Linked DNA regions of Homo sapiens: region 2 is linked to region 1. A link is a contact called in ENCODE Hi-C or POLR2A ChIA-PET data. All regions are on one chromosome and are shown on one strand. The core of a region is the stretch at or near the end of the contact, and the rest is flanking DNA. Distances in the headings are between cores, read along the strand shown.

What was found. Hi-C counts contacts between places; a loop is a spot of excess contacts on that map. ChIA-PET counts read pairs that join two places held with the same protein, here RNA polymerase II (POLR2A). Pooled maps may share reads with other maps.
Region 2: a loop to region 1 is called in a map of naive thymus-derived CD4-positive, alpha-beta T cell, with 6 times the contacts of the local background. The contact joins the promoter of SAMD9L here to the promoter of RUNDC3B in region 1. A Hi-C loop is called at or near these places in 1 of 168 maps with a recorded cell type or tissue (naive thymus-derived CD4-positive, alpha-beta T cell) and 4 of 50 pooled maps. POLR2A ChIA-PET finds 5 or more read pairs at or near these places in 1 of 52 experiments (Panc1).

What each region holds. Positions count from the first base shown.
Region 1 is chr7:87,625,859-87,630,496 of GRCh38, reverse strand. RUNDC3B (RUN domain containing 3B) reads right to left here and starts at 2,099. Exons shown (of 11, transcript NM_001134405.2): 1 at 1,552-2,099. The coding sequence starts at 1,673. It also overlaps a transcript of ABCB1 not described here. RefSeq lists silencers at 1,855-1,904, 1,955-2,184 and an enhancer at 2,050-2,344.
Region 2 is chr7:93,146,395-93,151,032 of GRCh38, reverse strand. SAMD9L (sterile alpha motif domain containing 9 like) reads left to right here and starts at 2,648. Exons shown (of 5, transcript NM_152703.5): 1 at 2,648-2,839; 2 at 3,887-4,150. RefSeq lists an enhancer at 3,349-3,448.

The DNA of each region.
Region 1 (4,638 bases), core at 850-3,349:
TAAAGATATTTACCTATATTTTAAAACACCTAACAGCCTATTTGTCTCAAAAAGTTACATCCTAGACAGCACAAACGGCAAATTAAACGGATACCATATTACTTTACCATTTACAACTCAAAGTGCTGTAATAATTACATTATACAAATACAGTCAATGAAGAAGGTCTTCTTGCTAGATAAACATTTGTAATAATTCAAGTATTTTTTAAAAAGTCACTGTGAGTTATTGCATTTAAGTCCTGGAATAATTATCTGTATTCCACTTAAGATGCTAGACACATTTTTACACAAGAAAAATAACGGAAAAATACAGAGAAATTGCAAAGGAAGAAAAAGTTTCATCATCATCTGATTCTTAAGAGGAATATCACTAGGTGATGATTAGGAGTCTGATGGAGGAAAGTAATTTTAAAACAACTTAATGGCTCAGAGAAGTTCCTAAGAAATTGATGCTTAGGGTTTCAATTTTTCTTAATACTCAGATATAAGACTTAAAGAAAATATATCAGCATGTTAAAAACCAGTTATCTCTGAATACTAGGCTTACTATAAATAGTTCTTTTTTTTTTTTTTTGACGAAGTCTCCCCCTGTGGTCCCGGCTGGAGTGCAATGACGTTATCTCAGCTCATTGCAACCGCCTCCCAGGTTCAATCGATTCTCCTGCCTCACCCTCCCGAGTAGCTGGGATTACAGGAGCCCGCCACCACGCCCGGCTAATTTTTTGTATTTTTAGTAGAGACGAGGTTTCACTATGTTGGCCAGGCTGGTCTCGAACTCCGACCTCGTGATCCGCCCGCCTCAGCCTCCCAAAGTGCTAGGATTACAGGTGTAAGCCACCGCGCCCGGCCCAATAGTAATTATTCTTTTATTGTTTCTATATTTTTCTGAAGGAAATACTACATTTACAGTTATAAAGCATTAAGGAAAGGCAGGCCTTAAAATAAATCATTGACATAAAGACTAGGTATCCTCCACAGTCCCACTCTTAATAACAACTGCAGAACCAGCACTAGCACTGTAGCTGAAAAGTGGATAGTACACACACGCTCACATACACAATGGCTGGCATGTAGTAGGCACTCAACTAACGTGTGAAATGAAATGGCTGAAGATAATGTAAACAAGCCAAAACAACGAAATGCACTCTGATTTGGGGGCAACACAGTAAACAATCACAGTAACTACCACTTTATCCAAAGCTCGCTGACAGCTGAATGGGCATTAAATGAAAGAGCTCTTCTTCCTTGCCCTCCTCTTTCACTCTGACGCTAGATTGCACATTCAAAACAAATCCTCCTCCAGCCCCGCCCCAAGCTCTACCCTCCAGTACCTTCAGCACTGGAACTGACACAAAGTCCAGGGCTGCGACGGTGTCCAGACCCGGGCCCCTGTCCAAGGAGCTGCGCGCTCACAGATTTGGCTGGCGCAACATAGGCGGGGGCACTGGGCGGCAGCCCATCATGCCCGGGACCCCCAAGGACCCGCGCGGAAGCCCAGAGCTCTCAGCCCCGGCGGGAGGCTGGTTCCCCTCGCCCTGCGCTGCCGTACCTGCACACGGTGATCAGGTTCCTCCTCTCCACCGCAGCATTGCGGGCGCTCAGGCTTTTCTTGCCGCCTCCGCCGCCACCGCCGCGGATCCCGCTCAGGCCCCCCAGGCTCCGGGAGGCCATGGCGGGCTTACCCCCGTGCCCCTTTTGTCTCGTGCCACCCCGCACGCCCCCCACACCTGCTTAAGGGGGTTCTCGCTCGGTCCGCAACCGTGGGGGCGCGGGAAGGATGTAGGAAAGGAGCCTGGAGGGAGGAAGGGTGTGGAAGACAGCAGGGACTCGCACCCGGGGACTGACGGCTCGCCCTTGGCACCCGAGCTCCACACACACACACACACACACACACACACACACACACACACGCACGCACGCACCACCTCCGCCCTCGGCGCGCCGCCGACTGCCGGGCTGCGCCTGCGGGTCGGCGTCAGGCGCTCTCCTCCTTCCCGAGGGACCTCAGCAGACGGCGCGCGCGCGAGCCCGTCGGCCCCTCACGCCCAACCACCCACACTCCGCAGCCACTCGTGCCCCAGCCCGGGAGGCAGCGGCAAGGCCCCCGGCCTCGCGTGCGCAGCCCCACCCTCTCTGCGCCTATCAAATCAACGCTACCCCCGCCGGATCCAATCGCGGCACCAGAGGGGCGGGGCCGGCCGCGCGGACCTTTTAAAGCAGCGGGCTCAAGCCCCGCCCCGACGCGTGGGCTGCTGTCAAGGACGCTGGGCTCGCTTTCGCAGCCCGCTAGCTGCCGCCAGTAGCCACACAGGCTAGCCGCGGGGATTGTGGGATGCGGGGCCCCACAGCGCCAGGGGCCTATTGCCCCCCCCTTGCCTGTAGCCAAGCTTTAACGGCTGATACCTATTTGCGTGGCTGCCGTAGCTTCAGTGCCTGCCTAGAAAGCAGCGCGCCGGCTCCCACACCCGACCTTGGGCCTAAGTACTAAGAAGGGAGGAGGGTTCCTTTTGTCCTGACGCCCTCCCAGGGGCTAATAAACAGCAACACAATGGCCCGAGGGGGGAATTGCTCGTAGAATCTCCTTCTTGGCGCGTCTAGTGCCGACATTTCTTGCCCCTCCACACCATGTCGCTCCCACCTCAGCCTCCAGCGCAGCCCGCACCCGGGACTGACGGCCCGCCTAAGGAGGAGCGTGGTGCCAGTGTAGAGTCTTTTCGCGTCCTGGGCCGTGACTCCGGAATCGGGAGTCCGGGTCTGGGAATAGTAAGCCCAGGAACGACGCGGCCTCGGTCCAGCTGGGCTGCTCCCTCAGAGTCCTGGAACGCCCTCCTCGACGCGCGTGTTCGGAAGCGCCCCCTTCCTAGAGCTTCTCACTACCCACCGTTTTACCTGCAGGAGGGTCCCAGCTTGGGTCAGGTCCTCTGACACTCACCTACGCCTGCTGTTCACCTCCCTTTGCACCAATATGCCCAGATTTTAGAGTGCAATCCTAAATGACTTACTCTCCCTATGGGACCTAGCACAGTGCTGTACATAGAACAGGTTCTCAATAAATGTTTCTCGAATTTAATTTGAAGTCACATTTGACATAATTTTTACTGAAATTTCACGGCTTCAGTGGCTCCAAAATCCATGTATCTTTCACCTCTACTTTTGAAGTTTCTGTCAAAGAATGTCAGAGAATATATAGTTTTGTGTGGCTATCTCTATTTTTCTTATATATTATCCCTGTTAATGCAGGGCATACTGTTACTCTTGAATGTTTTAACAACGCACGTTTGTGTAATAAAGTTGTAAATTCCTAATTTCTGAGGTTTTTAAAGTTTAAAAATCTCTATTTAAAATAGTCAAAAAATCATCCTTTTCAGCTACCATGTCTAATTTTATTCTACTATTCTGTTTAGTAGAATAAAAATATATGGGCTGGGCGCGGTGGCTGACGCCTGTAATCCCAGCACTTTGGGAGGCTGAGGCGGGCGGATCACGAGGTCAGGAGTTCGAGACCAGCCTGACCAACATAGTGAAACCCCATCTCTACTAAAAATACAAAAATTAGCCGGGTGTGGTGGCACGCGCCTGTAGTGGCAGCTACTCGGTAGGCTGAGGCAGGAGAATCGTTTGAACCCGGGAGGCGGAGGTTGCAGTGAGCGGAGACTGCGCCAGTGCACTCCAGCCTGGGCGACAGAGTGAGACTCCATCTCTCTCTCTCTCTCTCTCTCTGACATATATATGACATATATATGACATATATATGACACATATATATGACACATATATATGACACATATATATGACACATATATATGACACATATATATGACACATATATATGACACATATATATGACACATATATATGACACATATATATGACACATATATATGACACATATATATGACACATATATATGACACATATATATGACACATATATATGACACATATATATGACACATATATGACACATATATATGACACATATATATGACACATATATGACACATATATATGACACATATATATGACACATATATGACACATATATATGACACATATATGACACATACATATGACACATATATATGACACATACATATGACACATATATATGACACATACATATGACACATATATATGACACATATATATGACACATATACGACACATATATATGACACATATACGACACATATATATGACACATATATGACACATATATATGACACATATATGACACATATATATGACATATATATGACACATATATATGACATATATATGACACATATATATGACATATATATGACACATATATATGACAATATATATGACACATATATATGACAATATATATGACACATATATATGACAATATATATGACACATATATATGACAATATATATATATATATATATATGTCTCAGCCTGGGCGACAGAATGAGACTCCATCTCTCTCTCTCTCTCTCTCTCTATATATATATATATGTACATATACATATATATGTACATATATATATATATATTCCTCTCTCTCTAGCCATACGTATATAGTGTCAGTCTTAACTAATGTGCTATGATAAATATTCATTCATACATTAAAATTTTAAGAAAACAATTTAGTCAGACTTTACACTTT
Region 2 (4,638 bases), core at 1,399-3,898, 5.5 Mb before region 1:
AAGTTGTCACTGCCCCTTTGATAGTTCCACTCTGGATCTTGATCTGGAACTGCTCTACCTCCTGCCTGATATGTATTATGGTTTGGGTTGTTAGCCAATGCCTCATCTGCATGAGCCCTAGCTGTCCCCAAAATGCATTGTTTCTCTTCCACTGTACAACACAGAGACAACAAAACATGGAGATCCTGCCAAGTTAACTATAGGTCAGAATTAATTTCTCAAATTAATCTATGAATCTTCCTGGGTCTTCAGAGAAATCACCAAACTTCTCTTTACATAGAGTCAAATCAGACAAAAAAAAAAAAAGGGAACATGTACTCTCACAGTGCCTTCTTCCCCATTTGCCACCTCTCTAAGTGGACAAAGGTTTCCCTTTGGAGGTTGATAGGAGGCTCCACTAGGGGTAGTACTCACCAGGCTAAGTTCCTCAGGGAGTGGTGGGTATAGAGTGGGGCTAGATGGGTAAGGAGGATGGGACAAAGGGTTCTCCAAGGGGATAGAGGGAGAAAGGACAGACACATCTGAACCTTCAGAGCTGACAGAAGGAGGTTCTGCTCCACCCAAAACTGCCTGCTGAACCAAGGTTGCTTGCATTAAAGGATCATCTAGTATGTCTAGCTTTTTTTCCTCTTTTCCTCTCATCAAACATGATTCACATTATCCAAATAACATAAGTGAGCTGAGTCATGAATCTTAGATAAACCACAACATGGACTTTGACAAAAATGTTGAATAAGGCAAGGGAAATGAAGAGGATTTAGATGGGAATGACCAGAGCAAGCAGGTTCTGGGCAATAGAGACAGTGTGGATTGAACAAGCAAAGCCGGTTTGCCTGAATGCAAGAAAGGAAAGAAGTGTTTTTAGTGTGCAAAGTGAAACAAAACATCAGAGTCCCCTGATTTCCATCCTAGTGCTTCTCGATCACACCTAGTCGGCATAGCAGCAACAAAACATAATCTAATTTTATTGCTCATAGCTGTTGAATACCAAATCTCAATCAGCAATTTTAAAGACGGAGCCGTCAATGCTTTTTGTTCCCAATGTTTCAAGAGCAGACACATGGAAATCAGGAGGCACATAGGAAAAGAGTAAGTTAAAATCCCTAAGACCATTTAGATAAAGTCTCCCGAAAATGACAGTGAAACACAGACAGCAACCAAGAAATTGATTTATGCAGCAAGGAGGACAAGGCAGATTAATACAAAGTGCATAGCCTGCAGTGCCAAACCCTTTTTTAGCAGAGAGGGACTTTACTGAGAGGGCCCTCTAACCCCCTAAATCTTAGAAGGAACTCTAAACCTTTTAAGTTGGTCCTCTAATCCGAGGTCAGTCAAGCATCTTTGCCTTTTATTAACAGGGGTCTCTAATTCACCCTGTCTTCGGAGAGACTCTAATTCCCCTAAGTTGGGCCTCTAACCCAATCCCATTCTTTACCCGGGTACCCCACCACTTACCCAAAGTCATCCAATCAGTGCTATAGTCCATTTCCTTTGGGTTGGTGGGGAGGTTCTTCAGTATCGGTCCCTCATGGTTGCCAGAAATGTTACAGGACCAGGGTTCCAATCCAGACCCCTAGAGAGGGTTCTTGGAGCTCATGCAAGAAAGAATTCAGGGCGAGTCCACAGTGCAAAGTAAAAGCAAGTTTATTAAGAAAGTACAGTGGTAAAAGGACAGCTACTCCACAGACAGAGTAGGACGTTCCCGAAAGTAAGAGGAGGAACACATCCACCCTAGGTACAATGCTTGTATATATGGAGAGATGTGTTTTGCTACAAGGGTTTCTGATAAAGAATTAATTTTCTTAATTAGTGTATTTTGCAAGAATCAATATTATTTTCTTTAAAGCAAAATTAAGAATGCCTCTGTTCTCCAGATATTGGGATATCTGGACACTCCCAAGTCACGGTCTGCTTAGTAAATATTATTAATTTGCTCCCTTAATCATAAACATCTAGAGGCTAGGAATGCCTACCTTTCTGAGAAGGCAGCCCAGCAAGTCTCAGCCTCATTTTCGTAGCCCTCATTCAAAATGGAGTCACTCTGGTTCGAATGTCTCTGACATTATCAGGGTTGGTTTCTTCTGATGTCTCTCTCCTTGGCTTGTAGATGGCCATCTTTTCTTTGTGTCTTCACATGGTCTTCCCTCTGTATGTGTCTGTGTCCCAATCTCGTCTTCTTACAAGGACACAGTCAGATTCAATTACAGACACTCTAATGACCTCATTTTAACTTAATTATCTCCTGAAAGACCTTATCTCCAAATACAGTTACATTTGGAGGGAGTGAGGATTAGGACTTTAACATATGAATGTTTGGGGGACACAATTCAACCAGTAACAGGAACTTAGATTGCACTGACATATTAATTTTCTCCCTGGTATTTCCATTCTCTTTGTCCTGTAGGTAGTTTTTTGGGTCACTGGGTTTTTTTGTTTGTTTGTTTGTTGTTTCCTTATTCCTTAACTCTTATAACTTAAAAATCTGCCTGGTAAACAGTTTCTAAGCAGTGATTCAAATTTATTGATATTTTTGGTAATGTTATTGATTAAAAAACATTTCAGATCCTTCTAAACTCAAGAAAAAAGAATGTTCTAAAGCAAAACTGAAACTGTCTATACTTCAACTTCCTCCTGCTTCTCAACTGGCACTCTGACACACCCTCAGAAAGTCAGAGTACTGGGAGAACAGAAGACTTCACAATTTAATGCCTCAGTTTTTAAAAAAGGATCCTTACACTTCATGTCTCCTAGCCATCAGAAGAGGAATGAGACAGCAAAAGTTCAAATGGCCTGTTTCAAGTTTCTGATATAAAACGATGACATTTTCAGGAAAATCCTGGTAAGTAAACTGAATCATTAAACCTTTATTTGTTATGCTTTTGAGGCGACAGCTATTTTTTAAAACTTCAGCTGTACTTTTTATATAAATATATGTTTGTACATAAACGATTACTTATAAAAATACTAGAGTAATTAGAAAAATCAATGGATTAAATACATGTCAGTATATTTAACTGATAATAACTTTGTAAGTGCTCTTCTAAAAAGAAACATACCATTAAGTGTAATTAGGATAGTGGGAGGGTTTCTGATTGTGGCAGGCAGGCTTTGGAAAAGAGGATAGAGAAACGATGCAAACAGGGTCAGGAATTTAAGCACTGAAGATTCTAAAGGAACGTGTGATCTTGTGTAATTACACAAAATTCTGTCTTCATAACGTAAGATGTTATTAAAACTTTTACATTTTATCAAAGTTAATACTCTGCAGAGGCTAAATATTATTCTATTAAAGTATTTCATTCACATACATCTTATCCAGCAATCTGGTTGAAAACTAAGAAAAAAAATGCAAAGTGTTCTTCAGGAAAACGAAACTAACTTGCTTGTGTGGCTTCTGTCTGCCAGACTATGCAAGGAGGGTGTGGGTAGCTCTCCTGGGCTACAGCCAGATTCTGAAGTGTGTTTCCCCTACATCAGTTCTAAGAATCCTGCAGAGCAGAACACCTCCCTAGGGCATGGATATCAGCGGTGTTGCTGAGGGTCTCTCAAAGATGGGGTGGGCTTGTCCCTGAGAGTTTGCTGACTTGGAAATTCTTGCTGAGCATCAAAGAGAGAAAACTGAAGTGTTGAGGATGCCAACCTGCAACTCCTTTGTCAATAACCAACGTTGCTAAAGATAATATTTGTCTTCACAATTGTTTCAAAACAGGACACTGAGGGCCCCTAGAAAGCCAAGACTTAAGTCAAGGCAATCACAAAATTTGTCCACACTAATCATGGTCATTTTGATTGTTACTTAGTTCCAACAGCATACATCCAGATGCTCTTAAAATTGTACTGGCTAAAACGAAAGAAAAAATCTGGAGTCTGTTTTTTCCATCTTTAGCATTTCCAGAGAGAGACTGGCTGGTTAAATTTCTGAAAGAGGACACCAGCTAAAAGAAGGTATTGCATCTCACCCGAGCAGACTGTGTCTGTGGAAAGTGTAAGCCCCTTGCCAGAAGAGCAGCTTCCCAGCAAAGGCAGAGGGTGAAAACAGCAAAGGTCTTAAGACACTGGGGACCTAGAGTCAAAAGGGACCTCCTCCAGGGAAAACGCTGTGTGAGAAATGGCCTCATTCGGTGACTGTGAGTGACACAGCAGAAAGTTGGTAAGGTGTAGTCTGTAACTAGGGTATCTACAAAAACTGCAGGAGAAAATATATTCATTTGTTTTGCTTTCCTTTTGAAAAAAAAACTTCCTTTTCATTATTTGTGACCAGATGATAGAAGCTGGAGTTCATTCTGGCCTAACGGGTAGCACAGTAAAGAGATTTCCCCAGATTTCTACCTGGAGTTCCAGCCAAGCGAAATAATTTCCCTAGGAAAATGAGGAAGTCCTTTGACCCACAGACACTGGTAGCTCAAGGCCTTTCAAATATTCATTACTTTTAACTACTCTAAGAAAATGTGTTACTCATTTAACAGATTTTTGTTAAGAAGCTATTATGTGCTAGGCAATGCCAGATAATGAACAAAATGTAAAGAAATTTGTCCTTATGGAGTGCATAGAATAATGGGTTGGACAGAAAATAAATAGGTTAAAATATATAAAATATTTGCTGCTTGTAAGTCCTAAGTAGATAAAAAATGAAGCCAG